Linked DNA regions of Homo sapiens: regions 2, 3, 4 and 5 are each linked to region 1. The links are chromatin loops, found by intact Hi-C in ENCODE. Cell type or tissue: heart left ventricle. All regions are shown on one strand. Region 1 holds the start of LOC105371589 (a long non-coding RNA gene). Region 2 has its middle 5.0 kb from the start of MAP2K3. Region 3 has its middle 39 kb from the start of MAP2K3. Region 4 has its middle 7.0 kb from the start of DHRS7B. Region 5 overlaps MAP2K3 (mitogen-activated protein kinase kinase 3).

Region 1 (4,000 bases):
TTAATGCTGGTCTAAACCCCAAAAGGCAGGGGGTATAATGAGGCGTGTTTGACCTCCCACCCCATCATGACTAGAACTAAACTTTTAAGATTTTCCTGAGGTCCCCTTGGCCAAGAGGGGGTCCATTCATTTGGTGGGGGCCTGGGATTCTAAAGTTGACAGTGTCTAGGTCAAGGGTTTTGTTTTGCGTGCTTGTTTGCTGTGCCTGTGATGTGCAATTGCCCTACTCCCATTTGATGGAAAGGCTACCTTTCCTCCCACAAGGTGCTTTTGCATGCTTGTCAAACACCAGCTGGGTGCATTTGTTTTGGTCTCTTTTCTGTTCTGTAGATCATCTCCCTCTGTCCATACCACACTGTCTTTACTAGCTATTTAACGTGTTGAAATAGGGGTAACTTAATACTTGTTTTAAATTCTTCATTTAACATTTCATCATCAACATTTATCTCATCTAAAACAAAACAAATTCACACAGTGTACGGTGTGGATGTACTGGAGTTTATTTAACCCGACCCCTCTTAATCAATGGCTATTATCCCCCACCCCAGTTTTTTTTGTTATTATAGTAAATAATGCTGAAATATTTTTAAAAGATTTTTTAAAGTTTATTTTTAATTGACAAATCATAATTGTATATATTCATGGGATACAATGTGATGTTTTGATATATGTATACATTGGTGGAACAATTACTTTAAGCTAATTAAGATATCCATCACCAACACATCTATTTTTTTGTGGTGAGATTATTTAAAATCTACTATTTAAGGAATTTTGACATATAAAATGCATTAACTACAGTCACCGTGCCATGTGGATCACTAAAACATATTCCTCTTGTCTAACTGAATCCTTGTACCCTTTGACTAACATCTTCCCCCTCCTGCCCTTCCCCCGGCCTCAAGTAGCCACCGTTCTACTCTCCGTTTCTATGAGTTCAACTATTTTCAGATTCCACATACAGGAGAGACCAGGTGGTATTTGTTTCTGTGCCTGGCTTACTTTTCTTAGTACAATGACCTCCACGTTCATCCATGTTGTCGCCAATGGCAGGATTTCCTTTTATTCAAAGGCGGGACAGTACCCCGTGGTGTACATACACCACATTTTCTTTATCCGTTCAGCCACTAGTAGATGCTTCCATATCTTGGCTAGGTTGCTTCCGTATCTTGGCTACTGTGAATGAAATCAATATTCTTATCTTATGCATAAGCGATCCCCACACTCATTTGTTATCTTTTGACTTTGCTTGTGTATTTTGTTCAAACTTTATGTTGTCAAGCCGATCAATCATTTCCTTGATGGCTTCTGGGTTTATTTAATGCTTTAGAAAGGCTTCCCCATTCCGAAAAGACAGAATAAAAGCGATTCACCCATGTTCTCCCTTTCACGGTTTCAACTTCACTGTCTCTCCCGCCGCCAGAGCCCAGCAAAACTTTCTAATCCGCGAGGAGCCCGGGACCCCGCTGCGCTGGGAAGCCGAGGCAGGGCGCCGGCCTGCGGGGGTCTTCGGAAACGTTCCCGGTTCCCGCGGAAGATCGCCCGGCCCGGAGCCGCGTGGGCTGTCTGTCCTCGCAGGTAGCAGTCACTCGGAGCAGAACGGTAGTTAGGAAAAATTTTCAAGTCTCCTTCGGCTGCGGGGTCGCGCCATTCCAGGCGGTGCCAACTGGGAGCTCCTTCACCCGCCCCAGGCCGAGAAACGCGATCCCAGTTGGTCAGGGACTAGGAGAGGCCTCGCCCGCCGGAGATGCGGATCCGATCCGCGGCCGCTGGCGCCGGCTGTCGGGCGCCACCTGGCTGCACTGTTAAGGTTTTCTCTCCGGCGCTCTGGCGAAGCCGGCAAGAAAGGGGATTTGGCCACAGGGCGCGGTGCAGAGTTCCAGGGGACTGGCAGCGCTGGCAGGATGAGCCCGGCTTTGCTGGGTGTACTCTTCGTCCTTTCGTCGGAGATTAAACCTGAGGGTCAGCGTTGTAGGCGCGCTCTTGAGCTCGGAGTGCTGTGGCCTGAGCGGGTCAATTAGTACACGCGGGAATCGCTGGGCCTTCCGAGAGTGTGAACGGGGGATGGGGTATCCCGCCCGGACGCTGACTGGCGTGGGGCCCGGTCCTCAGGCCTTCCATTACACCCATTATCTCCAAGCCCCGACCCGGAGGTGAGGACCGGCCCGGCTGTTCCAGGAGGACTGCGAAGGGTAGCATGGGCCCGTCCGTGGCCACGCGTGGGTCATGGTCATCCGACTTGAGCTTCACACCTTTTTCTGAGTCTTGTTTTGGAGGTGGAGACTGGCTTGGGCAGTACGAGAAAAACGGGGAAGGCGCAGTGGATTTAGCCGTGGCCCGCATAATGGGATCTTGTGGTTGGACTTTGGGGCCCCACCCTCCCCACCGGGGAAGAGCGTATAGCCTCTGGCTCCGAGATAGAGGGGCGACCAGATGTCCCATGGATGATCTTTGTTAGAGTTGCTGGGTCGATCAGCCTCATTTCTGCAGTTTTGATGTGGCCTCAGAAAGCTGATCAGATCGACCAGCAGCCCAACCAAGCAGATGGGCAACTAGAATTTGGGAGAGGAGAAGGGGGAAAGGCGAGGAGAGAAGGGCGTCGGGGGAGGCCTGTGGGGAGGTAAGGGTAGGGGGATGGGGGAACCTGAGATTTATATAGCAATAGTAATTGTTATAAGCAAGTATTATAAACAAATAATAATTTATTTACATTTAAAAACTATGTCAATATAAATAATATACATTTATAGAATTATAAGTATAAATTATACTTTATAAATAATAAATCTACATAAATAGTGATTAGACATAAACAGTTATACTTCTGAAGAGGACGCAGGAGGGGCTTTCTGTCTGCAGAAATTTCTAAATGCCCCTGGGGAGGCTGAGGTAGGTCGACCCCGGTGAATTTTGAAGTCCACTCTGGGTGGGGAGCTGGCCCGGGAGGCGCTGGGGAGTCTGTCCCCTGCTCGGCAGCTGTCCCTGGCCTAGGGCGCTCCTCCCCAAATTTTCCAAGGCTTCTTTTGGCTGCCAGGGATCTCACGGTTCCACTCACGCCTGCCAGGGAACCCCGAGGTGGGAATGCGACCCGAGGTGGACCCTGACGAGGCCTGGCGTCCTACCCGCCCGCCCGCGATCCGGATCCGTCCGGCTGGCTTTCACGCTGGTTGTCTAGCGACACCTGGCGGTCACCTTTATATATAGCAAGCTCTACCAGCGGGGGCGACGTGGGATTGGGTGGCCGGATGGTTAAACGGGATATTAGGTTATGGTGGGGGGTGGGGGGGCGTCCTGAGGTTTATAGTAGTAGTAGTAATAATATTCTTTTTATTATGTAATTTATAAATATAAATTGTCATAAATACACAAATAATATATACTTATGTAGATACTATAAATGTCATAGTACAAATATGCGTAATATATAGATTATATATTTTAGTAAATATTTATGTATAAATATTAAATCAGTAATTATAATTATTTGGTCCTTGCTGGGATTCATCATTATTGTAATTATTACCATTATTATAAATAGTAATTGTAGTAGTAGTAGTAATAGTAGCAGCTTTTTTTTTTTTTTTTTAAATAGCAACACTGAATAAACTGTCTCTGTCAAAGAAAGGTGATCAAGTGACTGGAGATAATAAAGAAGGGTTTCAGTCCGTGGGATTTAAAAAATCCACCCAAGAGCCTGGTGACGCTCTGACCCACAGTCTGTGAAGCAGCCAGCTGGAAACTGCATACAGCAACCCTAATGGTCAGGACTGCACTGACGGCTTCCCTCCTTTTTGCCCTTGCTTCCAACTTAGGACCAACAGGGAGAACCAAATAGGCACCCTCTTACCAGTCAGGTAGGATCCCCTGACTGGATACAGGAGATGGAAATAAATTGTTTAGGCAGATAGGGCAAAAGAGTCCTTGGCAGAACTCTAACAAAAAACATCCCAAGAAATCATTTCTTTCTAACAAAGAGCAGCCTGAAAGATGGAGCTGCAAA
Region 2 (4,000 bases), 230 kb before region 1:
AAGGCAGGAGGTCTTCACTGCCCCATGAAGGCAGGGACCTTTCTGTCTTGGTTTTCACTGTATCCTCAGTGCCTCCCATAATGTCAGGCAAAACCAGATGCTCAGGAAGCATATGGAACGAATGGATGGGTTTGAGCGTGACACAACTTCAGGATTGCTTAAGAAAATGCTGATAGTGGTAGCCAGGCGCGGTGGCTCACGCCTATAATCCCAGCACTTTGGGAGGCCAAGGTGGGCAGCTCACGAGGTCAGGAGTTCGAGACCAGCCTGACCAACATGGTGAAACCGTGTCTCTACTAAAAACACAAAAATTAGCCGGGTGTGGTGGTGTGCGCCTGTAATCCCAGCTACTCAGGAGGCTGAGGCAGGAGGATCGCTTAAACCCAGGAGGCGGAGGTTGCAGTGAGCTGAGATTGCGCCACTGCACTCCAGCCTAGGTGACAGAGTGAGACTCCGTCTCAAAAAAAAAAAAAAAAAAAAAAAAAAAGCTGATAATGGTCCAAGCTTACTGGGAACGAAAGACCCTGCCATGAAAGGGTGAGACACTCATCGTGGGAGGGACATAAGCCCAGGCTTGGATGGCCGAAAAGGGACAGAAGCATTGATGGGAACGGACAGGGTGACCTCCAAGGCCTGGCTGAGACAACTCATTGGTTCACGGTTACTTGGCTACTTCCTGGCCTAGATTAGAAAACAGCACTTTGAAGGCAGATATGCTGGATGCACCCGTGTTGTGGAGTCAGCCCCATTGGGACGCTTTTGCCTCTCTTCTCCCTGGTTGTGTGATCTCACGGGCAAGTTGCTTCATCTCTGTGTCTGCAGTACTTCTCACCCATCATGGGGCAATAAGAACAGCCCTGTGGTCTTGGCATCTAGATAATGAAGCACAGGATTGAACTAAAAAGGCTGACACACAGTAGGCTGTTACAGTGATGGTCTGGGTTAAAAATCTGGTGTCATCCTTCCTGGTGGTGGAACCTGGGCAAGCGCTTGAAGCCTTGGGCTTCTGTTTCTTCATCTGTAAGATGAAAGTCTAACCACACCCACTTCCCTGGGATGTGTGTCAAGTCACGAGGCCTGGCATGCAACAGGTGCCAGTAAGTGTTGTCCCCTTGACTGCCTCCTGCCTGCTGGGCAGGAAGTGCTAAGTTTGAGAACCCTGGGCAGGGAGACACCATGCTGAGGCTCCTTGGACCCCTGGACTGGTGTTGGGGACAGCCACAGGGTTGTTCGTGCAACCCTGCAGGGAACCGGGCAGGCCAGACTCAACTGCTCTGTTAGAAGCAGAGCTGGTGGCTTTCCAGAAAGCAGTGAAGGGAGCTCAAGGGGAGTTTGTTTTGCTCGGAAGCAGGGTGTTGCAAAACACTTTAGTGGAAGTGTGGGCAGGAAAAGGCAGGGAAAACTATCTCCATCTGACAGAACAGATTTCAAACAATAGCTCTGCCATTACCAGCGGTATTGGATGCTTCTGGGCACCTCTCTGAGCCTCGATTTTCTCATCTCTTTAGTGGAGATGATGATAATACTAGACACCTCGTTGGGACATTGAAAACTTTCCTCCACTCCGCAAGTATTCACTGAGCACCTACTGTGTGCCGGAGACACTGCAGTGACCAAAGCAAAGGCATTGCCCCCGTGCAGCTTGCATCACAGTGAGTCCATAAGATGCTGTGCTTGGAGGGACTAGCACATAGTAGGAGCTGTAAAAATAGGACTTGCTGTTTTGCTAGTGGAGCCAGTCACTTGTGTGAATTCATCTTTTGATATTTGAGAGTGATGATGATTTAAAGAAAGCAGGTGAGCCTCCGTTGAGGTTTCCTTCTCTATATTTCGACTTCAGAACCGGCCCCTGAGTAAAAGATGCTCAGGAACCACATATTGCTGCCTCCAAGCTTCTCAAGTTTTCACTTTTCCACCATCACCAGCATGGCCTGATGCTGTTCTGGGGAGAACCAGTCACAGGCCCTGCTTTCAAGCAGCAGGAGTCGTATGGGAGAGGCAGACAGGGGCGCAGCCACTGACAGGGCGGGTGAGCCATGGTGAGAGGGGCTGGGGCAGGGGCACTGGGCAGAGCAGTGTCAGGCAGGGCCTCCTGTCCCACCTTCAGAATTGGGCCTCGAAGGAGCGGAGGGAATGTGTCAGGTCGGAAGGTAGGGAAGGGCATTCCTGGCTAAGGGAACAGCCTTTGCAAAGAAAGGTTCAAAGAGGAAAGCTTGAATTCAGAGTGGCTGGACTGGGGGATGTCTGGAGAAGTCACCAGGGGTTGGAGTGTTGGAAGTTGCCCGCCTAGGGAGCCAGGGCAGGACTTAGAACTTGGCCAGCCGTGTTTGGGAAGGCTCTGGCTGCAGTGTGGAAGGCCTGGGGGCAGGCAGCACAGAGAAGAGGAGGCTGGATGGCCGTCAAAGCAGTGAGGGCAGTGGATCCTGTGCTCCTGGGCACTCTAGAGCACTGCCGGGCCCTGGTCACCAGAGGGCGCTGTGGGGCAGCAAGCAGTGGAGGCCCCAGCTGGTGGCAAGGCTATGCATAGACCATGTGCACCGCTGTGCCTGTGGGTTGTGTCTGTGGACGTGACCATGTGGTCCCTCCACATGAACGTACACACTTGTGCACCCCCTTGTGTCATGTGTGTGTGCATGTGTATTTGGGGTGTGTGGACTTGCACAGGTGTGAAGGGGCACGTGGGAGTGAGTACGTCCAAGGGGGTGTATATAGGTGAGAACAGGGACTCCTCAGCTCCCACCACCCAGCCACATCGGTCTCCTTGTTACTCGCCTACAAGCCATCCACCTCAGGGCCCTTGCACAACTGTTCCCTCTGCCTGGAATGCTTTTCCCCCGGATCTCTTTGTGGGTCCTTCCGTTAAGTCCTTTGGTCTCTGTTTATGTGGCACCTTCCAGGGAGGCTTTTCCTGACCTCCCTCCTTAAAATTATAGCCCCCATGTCCAGACACACACCCTGTCCCCTCCCCTACTTTCCCCCATAGCATTTGTAATAATTTTTTGTTTTTTGAGACAGGGTCTTGTTGCCCGCCAGGCTGGAGTGCAGTGGTATAACCTTGGCTCACTGCAGCCTTGACCTCCTGGGTTCAAGTGATCCTCCCACCTCAGCCTCCTGAGCAGCATGCCACCATACCCAGCCAACTTTTTTTTTTTTTTTTTTTTGTAGAGACGAGGTTTTGCCATGTTGCCCAGGCTGGTCTCAAACTGCTGGGCTCAAACGATCCACCTGCCTCGGCCTCCCAAACTGCTGGGACTATAAGTGTGAGCCACCATGCCTGGCCTGACATAATTTGACTTAGGCATTTTGCTTGTCTGGCTCACACACCAGGTCATACCTCCCCAGGGAGTTGTGTCCATCTTGTTCAATGTTGTGTTCTCAGTGCCAGTCACACAGTAAGTGCTCAATGAATATCTGTTGAATGAATGAAGGAGCTGCCCACATCCTGGGTTTGGGTCAGCCTCTCTCTTTTTTTTCCCCCATCATCAGTATTTATTGAGCATTTACAGTGTACTAGGCACAATAGAACATACAGAAAACATTTCCCTGCCCTTGAGGAGCTTACATTTTAAAAGAAAAAATACACCTCTTTTAAAATGGCATTTTTGTTTGGTGTTTTCTGCAAAGTACCGAGGAAATATTTTGTAAAGTGATGCTTTGGGTATAACTTAGCCCCATCATTATTTAAAGAATAGAGGAAGAAGAAAGAGGAAGGATTTTAAAGGCAGACAATGACAGACCATTCAGGATAGGTAGGGTTTTAAAGGGAGATAAACACAATCTCATCGACTAAGGAGAGATTTGCTGTAGTAAATAGGATGAGGGAAATAGTCTGTGGGATGCAAGCAAAGGAAGCAGGGTGCCTTAGACATTGATTGGAGCCAGAAAGATCATGCGGCCTTTTTCCAAGTACATGGCCACCAAGTAGGAATGGTTGGTGACAAGACAGAAGGCTAAAAAAGGAAGGTAATCTTGTGCACCTGACAAATAGAAAGAATAAAGG
Region 3 (4,000 bases), 190 kb before region 1:
ATGACGAAGTGCTCGGCAAATGACGCCTGATGTTACAGGGATCCTTGCTGACCCACTGGACCACGCCCTCCACACCAGCGCTGGTGGTTCCCCACAGTCTGAGGTCTACTTCCCCCAGCTTCTCTCGCACCTTTAGACTTCTCTGTGGCACTGCTTTCTCCTCTCCTCACCATCTCAGCTCCTCCCTCCTGTTAGCTGTGTGGCCCTGGGCAAGTCACTGCCCCTCTCTGATTCTCCACGTTCTCAGTCCCGTGGCGGGGACCTGACACCCTCTCTGGGCAAATGCCAGCATGCTTTGCTAAGCAGTCCTATCCCAGGTCTTGTGGTGTCTGCCAGAAATCTCCGGGAGGCAGAGGATGAAGGCCTGGGCGTTAGTGTGCCTGGTTGGAGGTCCTGGGGACGAAGGCTGCTGGGGTGGGGGTATTGCACTCCTGGTTGAAGGTCCTGGGGAAGTGTTTGTGGGGCTGTCACTCATTCATCTTGTTAGGCCAAGGTGTGAGGAGGTGGGCCGAGGTGGGTGGGGGAGGTTGACGTTGTGGAAATCACTGAGGGCCTGGAAAGCTGCTGCGAAGAGTCCGGGACTCCTGGGCATAGAGTAATGTTGGTGCCTTGACCAGAGCCTACAGACCTCCTTACTGGGACAAGCCAGCTCCCCGCCTGCTCTGTGCTGTGCTGCTAACCCTTGCATCTCAAACCTGCTTCAGGGAAGTATGCAGCAGAAAAGCCTAGCCCCTTGCCTTAAGGCAGGACAAACTCAGAGGCATAATTTGTGCTGCAGAGCTCCCTTGGGCTCAGGCCACGGCAGGGATGGAAATTGAAGAAACCCTTGCTTGTCTTCTCCTTCTTTTTCCCTGGCTCCCTCGCTGGTTTCAGCTGGAAGAAACTCCCTAGGGAAACATTTGCACCTGAATCCTGCTCTCAGGCTCGGCTTCTGGGAGAACCTGACATGAGACAACCTGCTGGCCCTGGGCACCACAGGCGTGTTTTAATAGAATGAGTTTATTGGTTAGAATGCAGGCTCGGTTACTTATTAAAAAACAAAACCGGCCGGGCGCAGTGTTTCATGCCTGTAATCCCAGCACTTTGGGAGGCTGAGGTGAGCGGATCACTTGAGGTCAGGAGTTCGAGACCAGCCTGGCCAACATGACGAAACCCCGTCTCTACTAAAAAATGCAAAAATTAGCCAAGCGTGGTGGCCGGCGCCTGTAATCCCAGCTACTCGGGAGGCTGAGGCAGGGAGAACTGCTTGAACCCGGAGGCGGAGGTTGCAGTGAGCCCAGATCGCGCCACTGCACTCCAGCCTGGGCGACCCAGCAAGACTCCGTCTCGAAAAACACACAAACAAACAAACAAACACCAAAACCCAAGTTAATGATGGTTTAAACAAGGTAGACGATTATTCGCTCCTGTAGCAGTCAGTGGTTCACGGTGGCGACGGCGGACTGAGTTCTATCCCTTTTCTGCCCTGCCGGGTGTGGGTTCATCCACTTCCTCGCGCCGCTCGCACCCCATTGGCAGTATTGGGTCACATGGCCAGCCGTGGCCGCAAAGGACGTTGGGAAATGTAGTCTTCATAAGGGAGCCAGTCGCTCCCGGGACAGTGGGGTCCACGGCTGCGGGAGGGGAATAGAGGTGGGGACTGTCATTCCCTCTGCAGGGAGGGAGCACAAACTTTAAAGCGGGGACAAGATTCTTTTAGAAAGAATGGTCTTCGTGTAAGAAAATATGCAGAGGATTCTGTGTCTGTGGAAAGGGAGCTCTTGCCGGGGATGCGGGAAGATGTTTCTGGAGGTGCCCGGCCCAGGGCGTCCTGGGGCAAGGAGTGGCCAGGCAGGTCCTATGAGGACCCTCCTAGGGAAATCCGACCTTCTTCCATCTTCAGGGAAAGTGGACACAGGCAGCAGCCTGGGAGGGGCGTCGGAGGTGGGGAAAAGGAGCGGGTGTAAACGGAGCCCTCCAGGCGGGCAGGGACAAGTAGAAAACGACAAAGCTAGGTCGCGAGTGTAACGACACGGAACATGGCAGCAGTGGGGTGAGGGACCCTAGGCCTCCTGGGAACTTCCAGGGCAGTTTGAGAAAGCCAGGTTCCCCCAGGAGGGGTTGGGGCGTTTCCATTTTAAATATTAGCGGGGTGTCCCGGGAGGCTGATAACTGGCTTCCGTCCATTTCCCACACGTGTTTGCAAAACGAATGTGTCAGATGTGCAGATGCGCATCCCTGGCGCCCCAGCATAGTCTGCGGCCTTCTGCCCCGTGGTTACCGTTTTCCGTGGCTTCCCCGAGACACTCCTTGCCCTGGACGCAGCCTCTGACTCCAGCTTCCACTCCAGTAAATAGCCCCGACGTGGACACCTTGCGCAGGCAGCTTTGCTGGCATTTCAGATTTGAGATGATTTCCTCGGGCATGATTCCCAGAAGAGAAGTCGGGTAGGGGAAGTGCATTTGCCTGTAAGGGCCGTGGTTGATACAGCCAAATGTCTGCCTGGTCCAGTGGTGCCAATGTACCCGACCACCTGCAGAGCACAGGCAAAACCTTCCTCGGGGAAGGGTGGGATAGTTTGGTTTCATCTCTTTCCCAGATTTTTAAAGTACTATTGAAGATACTAAGCAATTTAAAAAGTAATTTTACCTATAATCCCGTCTGCTAGCATGTTGATTTATTCCTTCTAGCCTTTTTTCTAAATATAAATTTTTTATTGTGTGAAAATTTACATACACGAGCCTTTTATTATGAAAAGTTAAGACATACACAGAAACAGAGAGTCACATAAGGAACCTTCAGGAAGCCAGCACCAGCTGCAGCAGTGATGCCCACACACAGTCCTGTCTCATCTCTACCCTCAGCTACTTCCCCTCCCAAATTATCTAAACATTCATTCCATTCATCCCAGACACAGTATAATTTAATTCACAAATATTTCAGAGCATAGCTCTGGATGATTAGGATCTTAAAAAATGACAATAACAGTCTTTAGTATTTGCACAAGTAACAACCATCCCTTAATATCAGCAACCATTCAGTCTCTGTTCAGATTTCCAAATGTCTCATGAATAATAGAATTAACAAAAGAATGGTTTGATTTGGTATCTGAATAAGACCCCGCGTCTCCACTGGCTGATGGATTGCCTTGGTGTCTTTCATTTAGTGGTTGCCCCTCCCTGTTTTCTTCCTCATAATTTATTTGTTGAAGAAACTGGGTTGTTAGATTGTAGAGTTTCCCGTAGTCTGTATTTCCGGTAAATCGGTAGCTGGTCTAGTGACTTGACCAGATCAGGTTGGACTTTTTTTTTTTTTTTTTTGGCAAGAACACTTGGTGCAGAGTTCTCTGCTCTTCTGTTGGGAGGCAGTGTTCTGTCTTCTCTTTGTGGTATTAGCAGCTGCTGATGCTCAGTGCCTGGACTCATTAATTTATTAGTGGTTGCAAATAAATTTAAAACAAATTAGTGGTTGCATAACGGTGATATTCTGTCATTCCTTCATGTATTCGCTGAAATGTTTCTATAGAGAGAAACTGACCCTCAACAAAACTTCTGCTATTTGGCTACCTGGTGGTACAGTTTATAAAGTGATATATGCTTGATCTGGTTCCTCTAACAGTTTTCTAAATTAAATTGTTCTTCCAACGATGATCAAGTAGGGATAAAAAAATAAGTACAAACTTGTGAATTCAAAGACATTTTCTGTGTTTTAATTGACTGCATTAATTGCCCTTATTGAAGTTCAAATTGTCCCATCTTTCAAGCTGGCTCTTGAGTACTTTGGACATGACCCCATTGGTCTTTGAGAATGTACTTGCTCTCTGGTTTGGCAAGATGCTGCAGGTTTATTGTGTGCATTTACTGCTCTAGACCTGGAGTCAGCCATTTCTCCCAGGAGCCCTAGTTCCTTTTAGTGAGAAGTGCCTCCACAACCTTTGTCAAAATAGCATGTAAAACAAAATATAAAAAAAGGAAAATAGAATTAAAAAAAAAACACAACTTGGGTACCAGGGGTGCACAGT
Region 4 (4,000 bases), 390 kb before region 1:
AGACCTGGTTCCTTAGGAGGGAGGTCTCCTACACATTCTGCACAATCTCTGAGGGAAGATGTGTGTGTGTGTGTGTGTGTGTGTGTGTGTGTGTGTGTGTGTGTGTATGTGTGTGTGTCAGTGGGGAGGCGGGTTCATGGGACTCCACTGTCAGAGAATTTCCTCCCTGGACTAGAACCGAGCCAGCCATGTCATTGTACTGCAGAGCTGCACCCACTAACCCCACTCCTGTCTGGGAAATCCAGACAGTGTAACTGTTTGCAAGGGTGCTCTGGAGCCAGACTCTCCAGGTTCAATGCCAGTGTCTGAGGTTTTTTCCCATTTGACATCAGCTCATAGTCTGACACAGAGATGTCTTCAACAGGAGTAGAACTATTTAGTAGAAATAATTGAGTGCAGAAGGGCTGTTTTTTTAAGGTAAATGTGGCTTCTCTGCGACCCATATGCATGGTGGAAATGCTCTACATCTGTAACGAACATTGGACATTTGCTGTATTGGTCACTGTGTTGAACACCTGAAATGTGGCTAGTGGGACTGAAGAACTGAATTTTAAACTTTACTGAATTTAAACATAAACAGCCACATGTACCTAGTAGCCACCACATGGGACAGCAATGGTCTAGCTCCCAAGTGCCAACAGCTTCCTGTGGAAAAATCAATTTTATTAAAATATGTGTCCTACCCTGCACTCAGCCTTTCTGGATGTCCCTCTTCAATATAATATCTGATTAAGGATTTGAAGAAAATACAGTATAGATATTGTTTGTAGAATAGACGTAAGACCCTAAAATACAGTTTTATACAAAATTTGATAAATCCTGGCCGGGCGCAATGGCTCCTGCTTGTAATCCTAGCTCTTTGGGAGGCCAAGGCAGGCGGATCGCTTGAGGTCAGGAGTTGGAAACCAGCCTTGCCAACATGGTGAAACCCCGTCTCTACTAAAAATACAAAACAATTAGACAGGCCTGTTGGTGGGCCCCTGTAATCCCAGCTACTCGGGAGGCTGAGTTAGAAAAACCACTTGAACCCGGGAGGCGGAGCTTGCCGTGAGCCGAGATTGCGCCACTGCACTCCAGCCTGGGTGACAGAGCATGATGATTCCGTCTCAAAAAATAAATAAATAAAAATTATAAATCCTTTCTCTAAGAGAAGAAATATGGCTTTCTTATTTCTTTTTCTTTTCTTTCCTTTTTTTTTTCTTTCTCTTCTTTTTCTGAGACAGGGCCTTGCCCTGTCACCCAGGCTGGAGTGCAGTGGCGTGATCTCGACTCACTGCAACCTCTGCCTCCCTGCTTGGAACGATTCTCCTACCTTAGTTTCCCGAGTTGCTGGGACCACAGGCACGTGCCACCACGCCTGGCTAATTTTCGTAGTTTTAGTAGAGACGGGGTTTCACCATGTTGCTCAGGCTGGTCTTGAACTCCTGGGCTCAAGCGATCCGCCTGTCGCCTGCCTCGGCTTCCCAAAGTGTTGGGATTACAGGCTGAGCCACCACGCCCGGTCTGGGCTTTCTTATCTCTGAGAGTCACAATTTCTGTGAGGCAGCCACCAACACTAGCTTTTAAGTTTCAGGGAGTTGCAGTGAAACTTTCTTTCCTGCCAGGAAGCTGACATTTTCCAGAAACCGCAAATAACAGAACATTTTGTCTCTGTGTCAGCTTCATGCACCCTAGTCTTAAACCAACAATGTTCTTAAAAATGCATTGTTTTTCTTCTCTTATCGCTTCTCGGTTGTTCTAATAATTTGATAGCTTCAGTACACCATTAATGTTCACCTTACACCTCCCGGAGGAGGAGATGGCGTGATACTCGCAAACACGGGACTACAAACTATTGATTCCATTCCGCGTGCTTCAGGAAGGTGGCGCTGTTTCCGTGCAGCTCATCAGGTACCTCAGAAAAAGAAATTTGGTGGAGACGTTTCCGCAGCCTCCAAGCAGCATCATTCAAAGGACAGGTCAGCAGGAAACAGATTTTATTTTAAAATTCCCAGCAGCGGGAGGGACGGGGGGGGGGCGGGGGAGGGACTTGTTAGAGTTCCTGTCGCTAAAGGAAATTCTTCCTAGAGCTATACTAAACTTAGTTATTACTGAGACAGTTTTTTCTGGCTTCATCAGAGGAAAAATATAGTTATGCATCCCAGTATTTTTGCAACAATTCCACCACCAACAGCAATAAAAACGGCTGCAATTTATTGAGTACTATCTTCTGTGGCACTTTACAAGTGTTATCATCTTTGGCTTCACAATTTCTTTACTATCTTAAGGATGAGAGGCTAAGGTTTTGGGGTGTTAAGAAATTCAACATCTGTCTAGCTGTTCTATTAGGTGTGTAGTGATACCTCCCCATGGTCTTGATTTGTATTTCCCTAATGGCTAGTAATGTTGATCATCTTTCTATGTGCTTATTTGCCGGTTGTATATTCTCTTCAATGAAGTGTTTCTTCATGTTCATGTCTTTGTCCATTTTTTAAATTGAATTGCTCAATTTTTTCACGTTGAGTTTTGAGAGGTTTTTTTTAATTTAAAAAAATAGAAACAGGATCTCACTATGTTGCCCAGGCTGGTCTCAAACTCCTGGGCTCAAGCAATTCTCCCACCTTGGCCTCCCAAAGTGTTAGCATTACAAGTGTGAGCCACTCAGTGCCTGGCTGAGAATTCTTTGTATATTCTAGATATGAGTCCTTTTTCAGATATATAGTTTGCATATATATTCTTCCAGTGTGTAGTTTGCCTTTTGATTCCATTAACAGTCTTTTGCAGAGCAAAACATTTTTAATTTTGATCAAGTCCACTTTATGAATTTTTTTCTTTTATGAATCATACTTTCAGTGTCATTTTGAAGAAATCTCTACCAACTAGGTGGAGAACTAGGGTTCCCCCACATTTTCTCCTGTACTATCTTCTAAAATTTTTATGCTTTATGTTTAAATCTATTATTCATTTTGAGTTAATTTTCATAAATGGTGTGAGGTTTAGGTCAAGTTTCTTTATTTTTATTTTTAAATTTTTGCCTATTAACATTCAATTGCTCCAGCACCATTTATTGAAAAAGCCTATCATCTCATTGAATTGTTTTGAATCTTTCTTAAAAAATCAGATGGACATACTTGTGTGGGGCTATTTCTGGGTCCTCTATTTTTTCCCATTGACCTATGTATTCATCCTTCGATAATACCAAACAATCTTGAGCTATGTAATTAGATTTGAAGCTGGGTGCGGTTGCTCTCGTCTGTAATCCCAGAACTTTGGGAGCCCACAGTGGGAGGATTGCTTGAGCCCAGGAGTTCGAGACCAGCCTGGTCAACATAGCAAGACCCTGTCTCTACAAAACATACAGAAAAAGTTAGCCATGCGGGGTGACATGCACCTGTAGTCCCAGCTACCTGGGAGGCTGAAGTGGGAGGGTCACCTGAGCCTGGGAGGTTGATGCTGCAATGAGCTGTGTTTGCACCACTGCACTCCAGCCTGGACAGCAAAGTAAGACCCTGTCTCAAAAAAATAATAATAAAAATTGAAATCAGGTAGTTCCATTTTATTATTGTTTTCCAAAATTGTTTTAGCTATTTATTCTATTTATTCTAGTTCCTTTGCCTTTCCACATACATTAAAAAAAAAAATCTTTTCTACATCTTCAAAAAATTTTGCTGGCATTTTGATAGGAATTTTGTTAAACCTGTATATCAATTAAAGGAGTATTGACATCATTACTACGTTGAGTCTTCAGTCCATGAGCTTGAAATGTCTCTTTCTTTAGATCTTTAATTTCCTTTCTTTTTTGAGACAGGGTCTCACTCTGTCGCCCAGGCTAGAGTGCAGTGGTGTGATTTTGGCTCACTACAACCTTTGCCTCCCAGACTCAAGTGATCCTCCCACGTCAGCCTCCCAAGTAGCTGGGACTACAGGCTACCATGCCCAGTTAATTTTTTGTATTTTTTTTTTTGTAGAGATGGGGTCTTGCCCAGGCTGTGTTGAACTCCTGGACTCAAGCCATCTGTCT
Region 5 (4,000 bases), 200 kb before region 1:
TGCCCCCTGTGGATGCTGCTGCCCCTGCACAGCAGGCTGCCAGTGCCTGGGTGGATGGGCCACCGCCTTGCCCAGCCTGGATGCCATCCAAGTTGTATATTTTTTTAATCTCTCGACTGAATGGACTTTGCACACTTTGGCCCAGGGTGGCCACACCTCTATCCCGGCTTTGGTGCGGGGTACACAAGAGGGGATGAGTTGTGTGAATACCCCAAGACTCCCATGAGGGAGATGCCATGAGCCGCCCAAGGCCTTCCCCTGGCACTGGCAAACAGGGCCTCTGCGGAGCACACTGGCTCACCCAGTCCTGCCCGCCACCGTTATCGGTGTCATTCACCTTTCGTGTTTTTTTTAATTTATCCTCTGTTGATTTTTTCTTTTGCTTTATGGGTTTGGCTTGTTTTTCTTGCATGGTTTGGAGCTGATCGCTTCTCCCCCACCCCCTAGGGTACCAGCAGGCAGAGCCTTGCCCTCTGCTCAGGCTGGGGTCCAGTGGGAGGGGCCCAAGATCTCTGCTCAGAGAAGTGCAGGGGGAGCCTTCCAGCTCACTCTCCCTGAGGACTGGCTTGACAGGGGCTATGGGTTTGCTTTGGTGTTGTTTTTAAAAAAAGAAAATATATTTTTTTGAAAAAACGACTGCCCATCCCGGGTCCTTTCCCTGATGGGTTGGGGCAGTTACCTGGTTGCTGTTTTAATTAAAAAAAAAAAAAAAAAAAGGACTAAAGGTTGTGTGAGATTGTGTATGACACCTGTGAGCCCCCCTCTTACTTGGGGAAGGTTGTGGCCCTTCAAGGGACCCTTGTCTCTGGGCCAGGGGCAGGGTGTCGTGCTCAGGGGAGGGAGGACTGCCAACCTACCAGGCCCTTCTACATCTGAGGACACAGAGGCCCCCAGAGGGCTGTGATGAGGTAACATCCTGTGATCATCCAGGCACCAGGCCCTGTACTGACACTGGACAGAGCAGCGAACACACAGGTCCAGTCTGCTGGTGGCGGCCACCCATCCCACTGTCCTGAAGTAGTGATGACAGCCAGGTCACAGAGCAGCGAGCACCCTGCACACTTTGCCTGGGCTGGACACGGTGACCTCATGGAGGTTACCTGACCTCCAGTTTACAGATGGGAACAACAGACCCAGAGAGCTGACATCACTTACCCAAAGCCACACAGCTTATAAGACAGAAAAACAGACTTGGGGACAGGTGGTGGGCTCCGGAGAAGGCTCCGAGGGGAGTAGGGGCAGCCTGATGAAGGCGCCCTGCAGTCTGGCCCTGTGACGCTGGCAGCATGGCTGGGGCAGCAGGGAATTTGCTCACGTAAGCCGGGTGTGCTCAGCTTCAGGTACCGTTAGGTTCGAAGTTCAGCTGATGGCCTGAAGGACTTGCATCCACCTTGGCTGTTCATCCGTCTCAGGTTCACCCCCTCATGGGGACCAGTCAGGACCCAGGGACTCCAAGAGCTCGGCACACCGTGCCCAGGGTACTCCTGAAGTCCCAGGACTGGCTCTTACCAGCTGGGAAGGAGTCGAATTCATCCCCAGGCCAGGAGGGTGGGTGTGACAGCTCAGGTCAGGTCAGGCATGAGGGGACTCCGCCCACTACAGCTCAAGGTCTGAGAGCAGGGTCTCTGTGGTCCTCTGAGGAAGCTTAGGGTGTGTTCCCAGGAGGAGGGTCCCCATGGGGTCTGTCTCTGCACTCCTCCTGTCCTCCAGCCCCAGTCTGGGACAGGTCTCTGCCCACTAACCCTTCCCTGGCACAGGGGCGAACAGTTCCTGGGAGCTGTTGTCTCCCTCTCTCCATCCTTCAATCATGAAGACTTGTTTTCACCCCAGGGCCTTTGCACTGGCTGTCCCCTCTGCGTAGAACACCCCCTCCCCCGTCTTCCTGTGGCTGGCTCCCCCCAACCCCATCCCGGTCTCCCATGTCACCTCCTCAGCGAGGTCTTCCAGGACCACTCTGGCTCAAACAGCCTCCGCCCACTAGGCCCAGCCAATCTAGCTTATTATCCTGGGTTATCCTGGCCGAGACCTGACTTGTCACTGTTGTGTCGTCAGCGCTGAGAATGCTGCCGACACCGAGGGAGCGCTCGGCTTCTGCTGAATGAACACATGAAAGAATGAATGAGGGAGGGAGGGAAGGGGGGAGGGAGGGAATGAATCCCTTGCCGGGGCGCGGCCCCAGGCTCTGTCTCCTGTAGCCGCCAGGGGGCGGTAGAGCTCGGCTTCAACCGCGTGTCCTGGAGCCCCGCCCGGCCCCGAGCGCCCGTCCGCGTCCTCGTGCGTCCTCGGCGCAGCTGGAGGCCGCGGGCTTGCCACGCGTCAGCCCAGTTCTCGGCCTCTGCGGCTGTCCTGCCCGTGTGCACCCCCTGGCCCGGCCCTCGGGGCTTCCGGGGACTCTGCAGCCTGCAGACAGCAGCAGACCCAACGCCTAGAGATTTACCGTGCGCGCCCCTGAAGTTACCCAGCGCCCCGCAGGCCACCGCGCCCCTCGCGGCTCGCAGGCCTGGCTGGACGCCGCAGGCCTGGCTGGATGCCGCAGCCCTTCACAGAGAGCAGGCTCCTCCGCGCACGACTGCAGCCCCAGTCGTTTGCAGTTCCCTTGCCATTTATGGGACCCTTTGGCTTTTACAGAGCGTGTCCAGCCATCAGAGTGCGGAAGCCAGTGCGCAGGTCACTAACATTTACAAAGCACAGGCCCTTGACAGTTTATACTACCCGTGGAGGTCTCAAGCGGCAGGGCCCCTCTCCCCTGTTCCCTGTCCCTGAGGTGGGGGAATGGGGATGGGGAGCGGCCGCCCCCCCCTCCCCCGAGGCCGGACGCCCGCATTTCCTGTCAGGCAGCAGGGTCCGGGCAGGCGCCTCTTCCAGGCCCGGGATTAATGAGTCTCTGGACTGGGAGATGGCAGAGGCATGTAGACTTTGTTCAATTACAGCCGTGAGAGCCTCCTCATCAGGCAGCATTAAAACTGCAGCAGACAGGCCGGGCGTGTTGGCTCACGCCTGTAATCCCAGCACTTTGGGAGGCTGAGGTAGGTGGATCACCTGAGGTCGGGAGTTCGAGACCAGCCTGGCCAAGATGGTGAAACTGCGTCTCTACTTAAAAAAATACAAAAATTAGACGGGCATGGTGGCGCACATCTGTAATCCAAGCTATCTGGGAGGCTGAGGCAAGAGAATCGCTTGAACCTGGGAGGCAGAGGTTGCAGTGAGCTGAGATCGAGGTGCTACACTCCAGCCTGGGGGGCAGAGTAACACTCCGTCTCAAAAAAAAAAAAAAAAAGAAAAAAGAAAAAAATGCAGCAGACAGGCCTGCTCAGGAGCAGGGAGGCTGCGGAGGGAGGATTTGGCGAATTCCCTTCTAGAGGCCAGGGCGTGAAGCCTCTCCTCCAGATCCCTGCTGCAGCTACCGTCTTCGGTGGGGGCCTCCTCATGGTCCACAGTGCCCCACCCCGGGCGCCCACCCCTGCCTCCCCTGTACCCTGTGCCTGGCTCCCTGCGCTTCACCCCGAGCCTGGCGGTGCAGGGCCTCTGCAGGAGCTGTCTTGTTCTCCTCCCGGAACGCTCTTCCCCGGATGTGCTCCCGCTTTGGGGTCTGCTCAGATGCCTCCCTGACCACACTTGTCCTGCCGCACTTTCTTCACATTTATTCATTTTCATTCTTGCCCACTGGCCGCCTCCCCCGCAAGACCAGGAGGAGCCGGCCTTGCTCACAGGAGACAGGGCAGGTGCAGGAAGGCTGCCGCAAGGCCCAGCGCAGGCAGCAGGCAGCAGGGCTGTGCGGGAGGTGGTCTGGGGACAGTGCTGCCATTCCGTTTATTCCGGGGGTCTGCTCTGGGAAGGCTTTCCAGGAGCGAGCCGATACTGAGCCGATAGGCGCGTTGTGCTGGCTGAGGACTCTGCACCTCAGAGAAGGGAAGCCAGGAGCTCCAAGTCAAACAGCAGGCAGCACCCGTGCCGGGGGTTAGCGTCCCGGCTGCGCTCCCGCTCCCATGCCCTCCCTCGG

What was found. A loop is a pair of places that touch in the nucleus more often than their neighbours do. Peaks named below come from ENCODE experiments on the same cell type or tissue, not always from the same donor. Only the 100,000 strongest peaks of a DNase experiment are listed, where the experiment ranks them.
Region 2: a loop joins it to region 1, with 16 times the contacts of the local background. A loop is called at or near these places in 75 of 110 quality-filtered maps.
Region 3: it touches region 1 in a loop (6-fold over the local background); 36 of 110 quality-filtered maps call a loop at or near these places.
Region 4: it touches region 1 in a loop (4-fold over the local background); 83 of 110 quality-filtered maps call a loop at or near these places.
Region 5: a loop joins it to region 1, with 4 times the contacts of the local background. A loop is called at or near these places in 36 of 110 quality-filtered maps.

What each region holds. Positions count from the first base shown.
Region 1 is chr17:21,509,988-21,513,987 of GRCh38, forward strand. It overlaps LOC105371589 (a long non-coding RNA gene), which reads left to right and starts at 3,576. Exons shown (of 4, transcript XR_934332.3): 1 at 3,576-4,000. RefSeq lists an enhancer at 1,623-2,244. In heart left ventricle, CTCF peaks have their summits at 1,791 and 3,164 (motif pointing left); DNase peaks (open chromatin) are centred at 1,774 and 3,144; H3K4me3 peaks cover 1,573 bases; H3K27ac peaks cover 366 bases.
Region 2 is chr17:21,277,710-21,281,709 of GRCh38, forward strand. No RefSeq gene overlaps it. Among named protein-coding and RNA genes, the nearest start is that of MAP2K3, 5.0 kb to the right of the region's middle. RefSeq lists an enhancer at 2,298-2,377. In heart left ventricle, CTCF peaks have their summits at 2,459 (motif pointing right) and 2,658 (motif pointing left); a DNase peak (open chromatin) is centred at 2,482.
Region 3 is chr17:21,321,628-21,325,627 of GRCh38, forward strand. No RefSeq gene overlaps it. Among named protein-coding and RNA genes, the nearest start is that of MAP2K3, 39 kb to the left of the region's middle. RefSeq lists enhancers at 1,104-1,777, 1,231-1,280, 1,291-1,400, 1,441-1,570. In heart left ventricle, no CTCF peak of the experiment used is centred here; DNase peaks (open chromatin) are centred at 1,514 and 2,204; H3K4me3 peaks cover 1,290 bases; H3K27ac peaks cover 227 bases.
Region 4 is chr17:21,117,963-21,121,962 of GRCh38, forward strand. No RefSeq gene overlaps it. Among named protein-coding and RNA genes, the nearest start is that of DHRS7B, 7.0 kb to the right of the region's middle. In heart left ventricle, a CTCF peak has its summit at 1,847; a DNase peak (open chromatin) is centred at 1,879; H3K4me3 peaks cover 306 bases; H3K27ac peaks cover 192 bases.
Region 5 is chr17:21,314,517-21,318,516 of GRCh38, forward strand. MAP2K3 (mitogen-activated protein kinase kinase 3) reads left to right here. Exons shown (of 12, transcript NM_145109.3): 12 at 1-716. Among named protein-coding and RNA genes, the nearest start is that of MAP2K3, 32 kb to the left of the region's middle. RefSeq lists enhancers at 2,497-3,006, 3,344-4,000. In heart left ventricle, a CTCF peak has its summit at 2,219 (motif pointing right); a DNase peak (open chromatin) is centred at 2,543; H3K4me3 peaks cover 281 bases.